Regions from separate parts of the Homo sapiens genome. Here regions 1 and 2 are each linked to region 3. Evidence: read pairs that join two places in POLR2A ChIA-PET (ENCODE). Cell type or tissue: PC-9. All regions are shown on one strand.

Region 1 (5,000 bases), 510 kb before region 3:
ATATATATATAAATATATATATATATATAAATATATATATATAAATATATATATATAGATTAGCCGGGCATGGTGGCGTGGCCTGTATTCCCAGCTATTCAGAGGGGCTGAGTCAGGAGGATCACTTGAGCCCAGGAGGTTGAGGCCACAGTGAGCCGAGATCATGCCACTGGTCTCCAGCCTGAGTAACAAAGCAAGATCATGCCTCAGAAAAAAGAAAAAGAAAAAACTGATGCTAATAAAAGACAAACTTGTTTTCTCACTGGAGTCTTATCTTACCATGCCATCTCCCTTCAGGAAAAGGGCTGCAGGGAAACCAAAACTGCAGACAAAAATGTAGGCTCAACTCTTAAGGGTGGTATGTAGGAGGACCAAATGGAAGATATCTTGCCACAAACCACAGACTTAGGGAGGATCATGGAAATGATATTTAAGGTAATAAGAAACCATGAGGGAGTCATTTAACTGATGCTTTGCCAGATTAATGGCAATTTAAACTATTTTGGGATCAAGAACTGAAGTATTATACTGTACGGACATTTCCAGAGATGCCCAAATGAGGTGTGTACCTACTGATTCTGTGCAAAAAAATTATGAGGGAATGTCAGAGAATTCATACTGAATATGAAAGAACTTAACATATTCAACCATTCGGGAAAAGTCCTTGGAATCTGGTCATTTCTTTAGAATTTAATACATCCCATTGGGTACAGGCTCAGATGGTTGAAGGATATTATCATTAGAGTAGCACTGACAGTATTTACTGAAATTGCTTCTCCTTCATGTTGTCCCTCACAGAAAGCACAATGACTCTTCTACTGGCTGGAATCTAAGCTCCTCTACTGCTGAACTGAGAATCCACCGGTCTGCTCAACCCACAGTGGGTACTGGGCTCCCAATATATTTTTAAATTGATTAAATCAGCAAATAATTTCTGCCTACTATACAGTAGGTACTGTTCTTAGTGTTTAGGACATACAAAGTTCCTGTCTTTATGGACCTTTACATTCAACTAGGGAGAGACAGTTAAGTAAATATATAGTATATCAGATATGTCGTACAGTTAAGAGTGCTATGAAAAAGTATAAAGCAGAGTTAGGGAGAAAAGCAAGCTGGTGTTAGGCAGGGGGTTATTGTTTTATTCATATATAGAATGGTCTCCAGGCAAAAGGAACCGCAAGCACTAAGTCCTAAGGTAGAAGTATATTTGGAGTGTTTGAGAAGAGTGAGGAGGCCAGTATAGTTGGATGGAATGAGCAAGCAGGAGAATCACAGGAGATGAGGTCAGAGACATATTAGAGAACTAGATCATGGAGGGCCATGTAGACCATGAGAAAAAGATGACTTTGGGTTTTTGAGAAAGATGAGAGGCCACTGAAGAGCTTTGAGCTGTGAAGGTATATGATGGGACTTGCATTTTAAAAGGATAACTCTGGCAGCAGTACTGAGAATAGGTTATAAGGTGGAAGGGCAGAAGAAGAGGGAGAAGTCAGGTGGGCACTACAATAATTTTTGAGAGATGATGGTAGTTGGCAGAGAAATAAAGAGTGGAGATGATGAGCAGTAGTTGGATTCTGGATATATTTCAAAGATAAAGGCAATATATTGGATTTGCTCATGGATTACAGCTGGGGTGAGAGAGAGTAAAGAATTAAGAATGACTCCAAGGTTTTTAAGAGAGTTGCCATATATGGAGACAGGAAGACTGCAAGAGGAGCAGGTTTGCGTGGGGCTTGAGGGGTAGGAATCCTACTGAGATGCCTGTTAACAGATAAATGGAGATATCAAAAAGGCAGTTAAATATACATATCTAGAGTTGAGAGGAAAGGTCTGGGCAAGATATGTGTGTGTGTGTGTGTGTGTGTGTGTGTATACACATATATGAGCTGTTAGTATGTAAATGATTACTAAAACAATGCAATCAACAAAGAAGTATAGAAAGAGAGGTGGTAGCCAGGCGCGGTGGCTCATTCCTGTAATCCCAGCACTTTGAGAGGCAGAGGTGAGCGGATCAGAAGGTCAAGAGTTCGAGACCAGCCAGGCTAACATAGTGAAACCCCATCTCTACTGAAAATACAAAAATTAGTCAGGCGTGGTGGTGGGCACCTGTAATCCCAGCTACTCGGGAGGCTGAGGCAGGAGAATCGCTTGAACCTGGGAGGCAGAGGTTGTGGTGAGCCAAGACCACACCAGTGCACTCCAGCCTGGGCAACGAACTCTGTCTCAAAAAAAAAAAAAAAAAAAAAGAAAGAGAGGTGGTCTGATGACAGATCCCTGGGCACTATGGCATTTTAGATTGGGAAATGGGGTAGAGACAGTAAAGACACTTCGAAGGAACGGTCAATGAACTGAGAACCGAGAGAGAATGGTTTCTTGGAAGTCAAATGACAAAGTTTCAAGGAGAGTGTGACTAATGTGTCAAATACTGCGGATAGGTCAAGTATCAGTTGAGAACAACTACTAGATTTAGCAACAGTTAGCATTAGTAACAACTACTAGATTTAGCAACAGTTAGCATAAGTAACCGGTACAAGAGCTGTTTCAGTAATGGTAGGGATTGAAAGCCTGACTTGGAGTGAATTCAAGGGAGACTAAGAACAGAAGAAATGGAGATGGCAAATCTGTACTATTCTTTTTAATGATTTTTCCTAACTCTACCACCCATTTCTACCACCCAGAGAGGCACGTGGAGTCATGAGAGTGTTTTTTGTTTTGTTTTGGTATGGGAAATATAACAATATGCTTGTACACTCAAGAATAATTCATGGAGAGTGAAAAATTGGAGATGCAGGAGAGAGAGGAAATAATTTCTTGTTAATTCCTAGAGTGATGTCCTAGATAAAAGTGATGTAATAGGATCTTGAGAACAACTGGAGGGCTTGGATTTAGAAGCATAGACTGCAACAGGGGAAGAGGCAGAGTAGATGGGCAAAGACAGTAATTCTCTGACCTTCTAGAACAGTATTTCTTTTGACCCATCACCACCAGATGTGGTGGTGGAGTTTTGGAAATTCTCTTCTGATTGCTTCTTTATTTTTAGTAAACAGGAAGCAAGCCTCAGTTGAAACTGAGGAAGGAGAGGAAGTACAGAAAATTTTAGGAAAAAGATGGTGTGAAATAGTAATTTATAAGAGTGAAAGATGGCACAGACTAGGGAAATGTACTAGATGTCTAGAAAGTACTGAGGACCCACTTGAAATGAGTGGTCATAAACTTAAAATAAGACCAGTTATTATGGTTGTTTCTTTCTTTCTTTCTTTCTTTCTTTCTTTCTTTCCTTTTCTTTTCTCTTTTTTTTTTTTTTTTTTTGAGACAGGGTCTCATTTTGTTGCCCAGGCTGGAGTGCAGTGGCATGACCGTGGCTCATTGAAGCCTTGACCTCCTGGGCTCAAGCAATCCACGATACCTGGCTAATTTTTGTATTTTTTGTAGAGACAGGATTTCACCATGTTGCCCAGGCTGGTCTCGAACTCCTGAGTTCAAGGGTTCTGCCAGCCTTGGTCTCCCAAAGTACTGGGATTATAGGCAGGAACCACTGTGCCCGGCATGGTTGTTTCTCTCCAGCCATATTCAGCTGTGCAAGTGTACCAAGTAATTAGAGCTGGAATGAACTAAGTTTAGAGTTTTTCCATCAGTGTATCAAAGACAAAGAGGGAGTTAAGTGTGTATGCAAAGGAGTGATTGTAATGAGTTACCAAGGACTCTAACGTGGATGAGGAGGAAAATGAGGCTATCAGAGTGAAAACACATTTTGTCTTACACAGTAAGACAAAAATTCCTAGTGGGTAAAAGAATTATTGAAACTGGGATACTAAAGAAAAGAAGCTAGCAAGATTGATGGTGGTAACTGGTGATGCATGAAATTGAGATTATGAAGAGGGTGTAGTTTTTGGTAATGTCAAGGTTTAGGGTATGATTTTGAGGTTGAATGGCTAAGTTATGGTAGAGGATGAGACTACTGGAAAAGAGGAGATCAAATAATTGAGAGGCCAGGGTATTGGAAGGGTCATCTATGTGGCTACTGAAGTCATCAAGAATTATGATAGGAATCAGCATGGTGGCTCATGCCTATAATCCCAGCACTTTGGGAGGCCAAGGCAGGAGGATTGCTTCAGCTCAGGAGTTCGAGACTAGCCTGGGCAACATGACGAAACCCTGTCTCTACAAAAAATACACTCACAAAAAATATTTGGCTGTGAGTGGTGGCTTGCGCCTGTAGTCCCAACTACTCGGGAGGCTGAGATGGGAGGATCACTGAAGCCTGGGAGACAGAAGTTGCAGTGAGACGAGATCACGCCACTTCACTCTAGCGTGGGTGACACAGTGAGACCCAGTCTCAAAAAAAGAAATTAAAAAAAGAATTATGATCAGAATAGTGATAGAAAGTAGTATTACTAAGCCAATAGCTAAAAATCTTCAAGGACTGAGAGGGATTGACCCAGAGGTCTACAGATGACAAAAACCAGGATGGTGGCAGACAGTATAGTTTGATGGCAGAAACTTAAACCTGGGGGTATTTTAAGAAGGTAGGAAGAATTATGTAGAAATGACTATGAAGAATAGGCAGGAATCAACTGCTTCTCCAGCCCCAAAGGTAAAGGGATGTGAGAGAGGTATCAATCACATCCTGATTGATGTCATTGATATCAATCTGAGAAGGCTTTAGAAGCAGCAACATCTTCAAAGGAGAGCTAACAACAACAAAGAACCAATATATTATGACAAGGAAGAAACTGCCAGACCAGGCTGGTCGCGGTGGCTCATGCCTGTAATACTAGCACTTTGGGAGGCCAAGACGGGCAGATCACTTGAGGAGTTTGACACCAGCCTGGCCAATATGGTGAAACCCTGTATCTACTAAATATACAAAAATTAGCCAGGTGTGGTGGCCCACGCCTGTAGTCCCAACTACTCGGGAAGCTGAGGCAGCAGAATTGCTTGAACCTGGGAGGCAGAGGTTGCAGTGAGCCGAGATCGCAGTACTGCACTCCAGCCTGGGC
Region 2 (5,000 bases), 610 kb after region 3:
TCTTCCCGTCTCAGTCTCCCGAGTAACTTCCTCCCTTTGTTTCCCCCAGACCAGCTCCTACTCATATTTTGAGATTTAGCTCAGATTTCTACTCTTCCAGAAGACTTTTTGCTCCCCAGTTTGCCACACATACCCCCAAACTAGGCTATGTGTTCTTATTGCTGCCATTTAGGGAGCACTATTCAAACACCTCTGATGCCTTAACTCAACCCTCACAACACCTAGGTATTTCTATTCTTCTTCTTCTTTTTTTTTTTTTTTTTGAGATGGAGTTTCACTCTTGTTGCCCAGGCTGGAATGCAATGGTGTGATCTCGGCTCACCACAACTTCCCCCTCCCAGGTTCAAGTGATTCTCCTGCCTCAGCCTCCTGCGTAGCTGGGATTACAGGCATGTGCCACCATGCCTGGCTAATTTTGTATTTTTAGTAGAGACGGGGTTTACTCCATGTTGGTCAGGCTGGTCTCGAACTCCCGACCTCAGATGATCCGCCGTTCTCAGCCTCCCAAAGTGCTGGGATTACAAGCGTGAGCCACTGCGCCTGGCCCCTATTATTCTTACTTTACAGATAAGAAAACTGAGGCTTGGAGAAGTTGAAGCAAATTTTCCAGGGCCAAACCGTAAGTGGTTCAGCAGTGTTGAAACCCAGGTCTATTTATTTGTTTATTTTTAATTTAAACTGCTGCTTTGTCCTTTTTTTTTTTTTTTTTTTTTTTTTTTTTTTTTTTTTTGAGACTGAGTCTCACTCTGTAGCCCAGGTTGGAGTGCAGTGGCGCGATCTCGGCTCACTGTAAGCTCCGCCTCCTGGGTTCACCCATTCTCCTGCCTCAGCCTCCCGAGTAGCTGGGACTACAGGCGCCCGCCACCGCACCCGGCTAATTTTTTGTATTTTTTTTAGTAGAGACGGGGTTTCACCTGTGTTAGCCAGGATGGTCTCGATCTCCTGACCTCGTGATTCGCCCGCCTCGGCCTCCCAAAGTGCTGGGATTACAGGCGTGAGCCACCGTGCCCGGCCTGTCCTTTTATTATGAAGGTACCAAGAAAAAATAAGAAGCACTCTTTTTTTGGTCAATTTGGTGAACACACTTCATCTGGTATGCATAGGCACTCAATAATACCATCTGTCTATTCCTATGCTTATAGGCTTTTTTCTTTTCTTTTCTTTTCTTTTCTTTTTTTTTCTGAGACAGAGTCTCGCTCTGTCGCCCAGGCTGGAGTGCAGTGACATGATCTTGGCTCAGTGCAACCTCAGCCTCCCAGGTTCAAGCGACTCTTGTGCTTCAGCCCCCGAGTAGTTGGGATTACAGGTGTGCGCCTCCATGCCTGGCTAATTTTTGTATTTTTAGTAGAGACGGGGTTTCACCATGTTGGCCGGGCTGTTCTCCAACTCCTGGCCTCAAGTGATCTGCCCGCCTCTGCCTCCCAAAGTGCTGGGAGGCGTGAGCCACCACACCTGGCCAGGTCATACAAGCTTTTTACACCACAAACTGCAGTTCTCTTTTCTGAAGCTGGAGCCTCTGGAAGTACACAGCACACCCCTAGTTCGGCATGCCCTTCCCCCACCCCTCCTTCCGGTCCCCAGAAGCTTCAGGCTGTCAGGCCCTTGAGTAGTAACTGCTAGTGAGCCCACTTCGCTTCCTTGCGAGGGTACCTCGAGGATGAGAACAGTAATCGGTCGAATTCGCTAGTCGTGTCCAAACTGCGTTTAGACAGGGACAAGCAAGACAATGGAGCCGCTTTCCGGATAGGGGACGTGGATTCTACATCCTCCACCCCACGCCCCCAACCTTAAACATGCTTGCCAGCCTCAAACCTTCAAATTTTCTTTACCAAAACCCAGGCTCAGACCTCGAGACCAGGGTCCAGCCTGTTTAAGGAGCTCCCCAGACCCCGCACTTCTAGCTGCGTTCAACCAGGCTCAGGAGGTCCTTCAAGATCTTGGCTTCCTTTTCCTGACTCCGCGCCCGGCGCGGTTAATTATAGCCCCACCCCGCGACTACCTGCTTCGCTCCCACCCGCGCGCCCAGGACCCTAGCTGCGGGACTCTAGCGGGGAAGGCACCCCCAATTCTGGGCCCTGGCGACCTTGGGTCAGGGCCAGGAAAGGCACTTCCAGCCAAGCGCTGGCGCCGGGTGCGCCTCGCTTTACGGAAAGAACGCCCCGCGAATAAATCCGGAGCGGATTTGCATCACAGCAGCCGCGAGAAGGCTAGCTGCTGCCAAAGCTCCGAAGCTCTGGATGTCCCCATCCCTTCCTGGTCCAGAGACGAGGGTGTGGGGGGATGGGAAATGGGGCAGTGGGGAGGAAGCTACTGCAAGGAGGGGGTGTGCACCCTGGCCTTGAAACCTGGGTGGAGGCGCAGCTAGCTAGGTGAGGAGCAGCCTCCTCCTCTAGGCCAGATCTCGAGGTGGGCCTGGGTTCTCGTGGAGGGAGATAAGGGTAAAGGCTTTGTGTGTATGTGTGTCTTGGATTAAAGGAAACTGCCAGCCTGGAGGTGGTGAGTATAACAGCCCCCACCTCTACTGTTAAGAATCTCCCAGCTGTAGTCTCACCAGGTTCCCCCTACCTGCTCCTTCTGGGGTCCTCATATCCCTGAGGCCTGCACCTTGGTGACTACTGTGTGCTCACAGAGCACAGGCATCCTGACCTCAAGTCCTGGCCCTGGCTATACTGCTGCCCTTCAGTCATCTCACACGGCCAATCAGTGCCCGCTCTGGGCTTCCACTCACGCTGTTTCTCAATCAAGAAAGTTCTTTCCCCTTTGCATTAGCTAAAATTTTGCCCATTCTTTAAGCCCAATTTAAAAACTACCTGTGGCCGGGTGCAGTGACTCATGCCTGTAATCCCAGCACTTTGGGAGGCTGAGGACAGCAGATCACTTGAAATCAGGAGTTTGAGACCAGCCTGGCCAACATGGTGAAACCCTGTCTCTACTAAAAATACCAAAATTAGCTGTGTGTGGTGGCGCATGCTTGTAACCTCAGCTACTTGGGAGGCTGACGCATGCACTTGAATCTGGGAGGCGGAAGTTGCAGTGAGCCTAGATCACACCACTGCACTCCAACCAGGGCGACAGAGCGAGACTCCATCTCAAAAAAATAAATTAATTAAATTAAATTAAATTTAAAAAAAAATACCTATGCTATCTTCTGTGGAGCCTCTAGGAGGTCTGTGTCCCTACTTCTCTAAGCTCTTAGTATACTAAGTCCAAGCCTCTCTTTTAGCCCTGACATTTTTCTTGGTGTGTCTGCTAGTCTGTTTTCTCCATTAGGGTGCAAGCTCTCAAGAACAAGGACCACGACTGATTCAGTTCTGTGTCCTTGGTGCCAAGGGGAGTGTTGGGGACAGCAGTGGTTCTGTGTGACCCTTGGAAGGGCCTGTTCCCTCTCTGGACCTCAGACTCCTTCACCCTTCCAGTGAGGGAGCTAAATGAGATGACCCCCAGGGCTGCCTCCAGCCCTGACCCTATGAGCCAGTGACCCTATCAGCCAGTGGCTGGATTACCCAGCCTCCTTATCATAACCCAACCTTGGGCAGGGCAGAGCCGGGCTGGAATCAGGGGATCTGAAATCCTCCCACCTCCCTTGGATCAGTTAACTGAGGCAATTGTGCAAGATTGCTGGGAACCTCAAGGCAGTGAATCTGGTGTCAACACATCATGATGCTATCCCAGCTGGAAAGTCCCCCTGCCCCTGGCTCTGGAGGCCTGACAACTAGCTCCAGCTGGGGATGGTGGGGAGGGTGAACTGGCACATCCCAGAAAGTGAAGAAGCCCCCTTTACACCCCCTCCTCAACACACACACACTATCTCCAGGAACAGTGGCATAGCCCCTCAACTCCCTGAAGACCAGTTCAGGACCATTCCACTCTCCACTCCAACCTCCTCACCCCCAGTTCAGCCCAGCTATCTCCAATCTGAGCTGAGACTACCCAGAGTTCCCAAATAGAAGGAACCTTGGTTCAGCTTTTTTCACAGCACAAAAAGCTGTCAGCCCCTATTGCACTTACGAATGGAACTCACTGCCTCTCAGGGCTGCATGGACCACTTCTTCCTGAAACTCTCATCCATGGACTTACATTTTACCTATTGAAGCCTCATGGAGTAATGCTAATCTGAAACCACAGCCCTCAGATTTAGACAGACTTAGTTGAGATTCCAGTTCTGTTACTCCCTAGCTGGATGATCTTAGGCATCTTATCTACCCTCCCTGGACCTCTGTTCCTTCATCTATAAAATGGGAGCAATGATTTATACACAAAGAGTGGTGGTTGTGGGCGTAAGATTTATGAAAACACCCATCATAGGCATTGACACATTTAGGATGTCAAATGTGGGCATTATTTTTATTCCCTATTCCCTGCATTCTCCCCTGAAGCTGCCTGATACTTTTTCTGGAAGCTGGGAATGGAGATACCTGAAGCTAAAACTTCTCTGGACAAAAGCAGGAATATACAATCCTAAAAGCTGCACTTAAACACAATTTTAGACTTCAAAAGACAGCAAAGGAGATTTGAGGCCCAGAGATGGGATAGAACTTGCCAAAGTTCACACAGCAGGTATAAGTAGGTAGAACAGCAGGCAAGCAAGGAGAGGGAGGCAAATGGGCGTGTGAGTAGAGGTCAGGGCTGAGGTATTGAGCTGAATCCAAGGACAGACAGCTGAGCAAGAAGACCTTCAGCTGACATTGCCCCATTTCCCATGCCCAGCAGGGCCTGGCATTTGCCTGTCTTTGGAACTGCTCCTTCTGGGTTCCTGAGTTTGCAGTAGTTTCCCAGAAGTGCTAGGTAAATACCTTTGTTGTTTGCTGAATAACCAGCCCCAAAGATTGGACAAGGGTCCCCATACAAATTTTGCCTCAAGATTGGCTCCTTCTATAGAGATGATCAGCCCCCCTAGGCACAACCCCACCCAGGTGCTCTCCACAGGGTCCTCTATCAGGGCCTTGCTGGGAGCTCTGAACCCCACCACATGGAGTGGCTTCGGTGTGCATCATGTGGCT
Region 3 (5,000 bases):
AAGTTTTGCCATGTCCCCCAGGCTGGTCTCGAACTCCTGGACTCAAGCAATCTGCTTGCCTCAGCCTCCCAAAGTGCTGGGATTAACAGGCATGAGCCACCACACGCAACCAGATGTTTTTTTTTAAGGCCCAAATGGATTATACTATCAACATGTTGTCTGGTTTGCTTTAACACTTGTTATCCAGGGCTTTGGTCTTTTGGTGAGATAGAGTACAAAGTCAACACTCTATCCACAAGTTGTGCATCTGCGGATTCAACCTAGAATCAAAAATACTTGGGAACAAAAACCAACTTTAAAAATTCAAATAAAAAAATACAGTATAGGCCGGGCGTGGTAGCTCACGCCTGTAATCCCAGCATTTTGGGAGGCCAAGGTGGGTGGATCACCTGAGGTCGGGAGTTCGAGACCAGCCTGACCAACATGGAGAAACCCTGTCTCTACTAAAAATACAAAATTAGCCAGGCGTGGTGGCGCATGCCTGTAATCCCAGCTACTCGGGAGTCTGAGGCAGGAGAATCACTTGAACCCAGGAGGCGGAGGTTGCGGTGAGCCGACATTGCGCCGTTGCATTCCAGCCTGGGCAACAAGAGTGAAACTGTGTCTAAAAAAAAAAAAAATTATAACACCTATTTACCTAGCATTTAGCATTTATATTGTATTAGGAATTATAAGTATTTAGAGTTGATTAAAATATACAGGAAGATGTACTTAGGTTTATGCAAATACTATGCCATTTTATATAAGGGACTGGAGCATCCCAGGATTTTGGTATCTGAAGGGGTCCTGGAACCAATCTCCTGTGGATACCACGGGATGACTATACAGAAAGAAGAGCATGGGTTAGGCCCTGTGCAAGGTGCTTTAGATATAGTATCTCTTGAAAATATCAGAACTGAGATTCAAACCCAGGTCTGCGTAGCCCCACAGCCTAAACTGTTTCCTCTGTACTCTACTGCTGGATTTGATGAGTACAGTTTTGGACATGGCGAATCTCAGATGCCTATACATACTAGTGGAGAGGTCCAGAGGGCGTTGAATATACAGAAGTGGGGTGAGAAGAATCAAGGCCTAAGGCGATAACCGAAGACATGAACTCAACTAGGGAATGAGAAGATTGAGGAGAAAACCCTGAAGGGACCTTTCCTTTGCCTCCCACACCAGCATATGTGGGAGCCAGAGGAGAGGCCCATGCAGCTAGGAAACACTCATGTAGATATTGTTTCCTTTTTTTCCTGTGTCTTCTACTTCCCTGCAGCCAGGCAGCAACTGTAGAGCCCTTTGAGAAAGAAAGAATTCAACAGAGGGAAGGAACCTAGGCATTGAATTGGAAATAATAAAACCTGATTCCTGATAATACCCTCCTCCCCACTCAACCCACACATCTCTCTTTTACACTTGAATATAACATGAAGGTTTCCGCCGGGCGCGGCGGCTCGCGCCTGTAATCCCAGCACATTGGGCCGAGGTGGGTGGATTGCTTGAGGTCAGGAGTTTGAGACAAGCCTACCCAACATGGTGAAACCCCGTCTCTACTAAAAATACAAAAAATTAGCCAGGTGTGGTGGTGGGCGCCTGTAATCCCAGCTACTCTGGAGTCTGAGGCAAGAGAATCACTTGAACCTGGGAAGTGGAGGTTGCAGTGAGCCAAGATCGTGCCACTGTACTCCAGCCTGGGTGACGGAGCAAGACTCCGTCTTAAAAGAAAAAAAGGATAGCCGGGCGCAGTGGCTCACGCCTGTAATCCCAGCACTTTGGGAGGCCGAGGTGGGTGGATCACAAGGTCAGGAGTTCGAGACCAGCCTGGCCAATACAGTGAAACCCCGTCTGTACTAAAAATACAAAAATTAGCCGAGCGTGGTGGCGGGCGCCTGTAGTCCCAGCTACTCGGGAGGCTGAGGCAGGAGAATCGCTTGAACCTGGGAGGTGGAGGTTGTGGTGAGCCAAGATTGCGTCATTGCCCTCCAGCCTGGGCAAGAAGAGTGAAACTCCATCTCAAACAAAATAAATAAATAAAGTAAAAGATAGGCTGGGCACAGTGACTCATGCCTGTAATCCCAGCACTTTGAAAAGCTGAGACTGGTGGATCACCTGAGGTCAGGAGTTCAAGACCAGCCTGGCCAACATGGTGAAACCCTGTCTCTACTAATAATACAAAAATTAGCTGGGCGTGGTGGCACATGCCTGTAATCCCAGCTACTGGGGAGGCTGAGGCAGGAGAATCGCTTGAACCCAGGAGGTGGAGGTTGCAGTGAGCCAAGATCGCGCCATTGCACCCCAGCCTGGGTGACAAGAATGAAACTCTATCTCAAAAAAATAAAAATAAAAAAGATAACATGAGGGTTTCTGAATGCTGCCAAAGGTCCAGATAGGCAGTTCCTGACAAGCTCAGAGTCTGGAATCTGTTCACGCACAGCTAGGCTGGAAAGCAGTTGTATCAAGCAGAAGATGAGGAAGTCAAGAGCTGGCCGAGGATGATTTTCTGTCCTAGAGAAAAACATCTATGTGGCACCTTCATTCTTCCCTAGGGAGCTCTTGTTCTTTGCAGATCTCCTCCATCTTTCATCCCTGTTCCCCAAGCCTCAGCCTTTTCGGTGTTCAGTTTCACCAGCAAAAGAAAGGGAGAAGCAAGATTCAGGTTTCTTCTTCCTTTTCCCCTTAAGCCAGGGTGTTGTTCAAGCTCTCACCCCAGGTGTAATTTCAGAGCCTTCTCATGCGTGCTGGGTAATCTGCGAGAGGCCAACAGGTCATTGGGCATTAAGCCCAGGAAACCTGCCTTAGACCCTGGTGGCAGCAGGCCACCAGGTTCCTCTTGTCAAGTCCAGACTTGCTTGCTTGATCCCTTGGAAATTTGATTATAAAGAGCATTGCCCTGGTAGCTTGTGGTTTGACACTCAGATTGAAGTTTTGATTTTGTTTTAGCAGAAAAGAGTGGTTTCCAAAACCAACTTAAACTAGACTATAAAATTCTTCCTGGGTCAGAAGTATTAGGAAAGACAGTGTTGGTGTACTGGCTTTACTCACAACTTGTCTTTTTTTTTTTTTTTGAGATGGAGCCTCACTCTGTATCCCAGGCTGGAGTGCAGTGGCATGATCTCAGCTCACTGCAACCTCTGCCTCCTGGGTTCAAGCGATTCTCCTGCCTCAGCCACCCGAGTAGCTGGGATTAAGGTGTGCACCACCATGTCCAGCTAATTTTTGTATTTTTAGTAGAGAGGGGGTTTCGCCTTGTTGGCCAGGCTGGTCTCGAACTCCTGACCTCAAGTCTTAAGTGATCTGCCTGCCTCGGCCTCCCAAAGTGCTGGGGTTACAGACGTTAGCCACTGTACCCAGCCTCAACTTGTCTTATTATTATTATTATTTTTTGAGACAGGGTCTCGCTCTGTTACCCAGACTGGAGTGCAGTGGCACTATATCAGCTCACTGCAACCTCCGCCTCCCGGGTTCAGGTGATTCTCATGTCTTGGCCTCCCAAGTAGCTGAGATTACAGGCATGTGCCACCACGCCCAGCTAATTTTTTTTTTTTTTTTTTTTTGAGATGGAGTCTTGCTCTGTCACCCAAGCCGGAGTGCAGTGGCTCAATCTCGGCTCACTGCAACCTCCACCTCCCGAGTTCAAGCGATTCCTCCTGTCTCAGCCTTCTGAGTATCTGGGACCACAGGCATGTGCCACCATGCCCGGCTAATTTTTGTATTTTTAGGAGAGACGGGGTTTCACCATGTTGGTCAGGCTGGTCTCGAACTCCTGACCTCGTGATCTGCCCTCCTCGGCCTCCCAAAGTGCTGGGATTACAGGTGTAAGCCACCAAACCCGGCCTAATTTTTGTATTTTCAGTAAAGATGGGGTTTCGCCATGTTGGCCAGGCTGGTAATACCCTGACCTCAGGTGATCCGTCGCATCGGCCTTCCAGAGTGCTAGGATTACAGGTGTGAGCCACCACTCCTGGCCACAGCTTGTCTTATTACTTGCTCTATCCTACATCCTTTTAGAACCTGGAAACTAAGATTATATTTATAAAGATATTGTTGGCAATTAAATCAATCCCAAGAGTGATATTCATGGTACTGATGAGATCAAGGGAAAAGGTTGTATCTACCTCATTGGCTCTTGGTGTGAACATTCTCTCTCCTTTTCTTTCACTTGAATAGCTCCTGTTCAGTTATTCTTTAGGACTTGACTCAGGAAGAGATTCCTCCAAGAAGCCATCCTAGCAAGGTTACCCTTTTCTTGCCACCCTTGTGCAGCTCTTGTGCAGAATTTGATCAAAGCTCTTATCACAGTGTACTGATATCACCTGTTCCCATTACAAGACCATAAACTGAAGGAAGGCAGTTTAAATATTTAAATACATTTTTCTCTTGGGTTTAGCACAAGAGTTGGAACATTCAATTTACTGACAAAACGAGTATTCTTGGGCCATTTGGTGACCTCTTATTTGCATAGCTTTCCAGAGGGGGAGGCTCCAGTTACCTGCTTTGTTTGGTTGGAAATTTACTTGTATCTGTAATTAGTTACTTTTCTGCTGCACTGAAGTCATGTGTATAGTTTCCTTTCCTGGAAAGAGTTCTTCCCCTTAACTCTTGGGAATTCTTAAAAACCAGTGTCAATATTTCTTTGTCCTTGCCCTTTTCTGTAGTACATCATACTTGTGTCTACCATGAGTATCTTTTTATAGGTCTGTGTTTATTTGCCTTTTTTCCATTAGCTCCTCCTTAGATCCTTGGTTTTGCCACTTCTTTTCTCTTTTCTTTTCTTTTTTTTTTTTTTTTTTTTTTTTTTTGAGACGGAGTCTCCCTCTGTCACCCAGGCTGGAGTGCAGTGGCATGATCTCAGCTCACTGCAACCTCCGCCTCCCGGGTTCAAGCAATTCTCCTGCCTCAGCCTCCCAAGTAAGTAGCTGGGATTATAGGCACCCGCCACCATGCCCGGCTAATTTTTCTATTTTTAGTAGAGACGGGGTTTCGCTATGTTGACCAGGGCTGGTCTCGATCTCTTGACC

What was found. ChIA-PET counts read pairs that join two places held together with the same protein. Peaks named below come from ENCODE experiments on the same cell type or tissue, not always from the same donor. Only the 100,000 strongest peaks of a DNase experiment are listed, where the experiment ranks them.
Region 1: POLR2A ChIA-PET joins it to region 3 with 7 read pairs; 3 of 35 experiments call an interaction of 5 or more read pairs at or near these places.
Region 2: POLR2A ChIA-PET joins it to region 3 with 8 read pairs; 1 of 35 experiments calls an interaction of 5 or more read pairs at or near these places.

The regions. Positions count from the first base shown.
Region 1 is chr1:45,044,793-45,049,792 of GRCh38, forward strand. The region is part of intron 5 of ZSWIM5 (zinc finger SWIM-type containing 5); the gene reads right to left. Among named protein-coding and RNA genes, the nearest start is that of UROD, 35 kb to the left of the region's middle. In PC-9, no CTCF peak of the experiment used is centred here; no DNase peak of the experiment used is centred here.
Region 2 is chr1:46,165,060-46,170,059 of GRCh38, forward strand. All of the region lies in intron 1 of P3R3URF-PIK3R3 (P3R3URF-PIK3R3 readthrough), which reads right to left. It also overlaps a transcript of PIK3R3 not described here. Among named protein-coding and RNA genes, the nearest start is that of TSPAN1, 7.5 kb to the right of the region's middle. RefSeq lists an enhancer at 1,954-2,023. In PC-9, no CTCF peak of the experiment used is centred here; no DNase peak of the experiment used is centred here; H3K27ac peaks cover 510 bases.
Region 3 is chr1:45,554,881-45,559,880 of GRCh38, forward strand. All of the region lies in intron 1 of AKR1A1 (aldo-keto reductase family 1 member A1), which reads left to right. Among named protein-coding and RNA genes, the nearest start is that of AKR1A1, 6.6 kb to the left of the region's middle. RefSeq lists enhancers at 1,171-1,917, 1,918-2,663. In PC-9, no CTCF peak of the experiment used is centred here; DNase peaks (open chromatin) are centred at 2,029 and 2,731.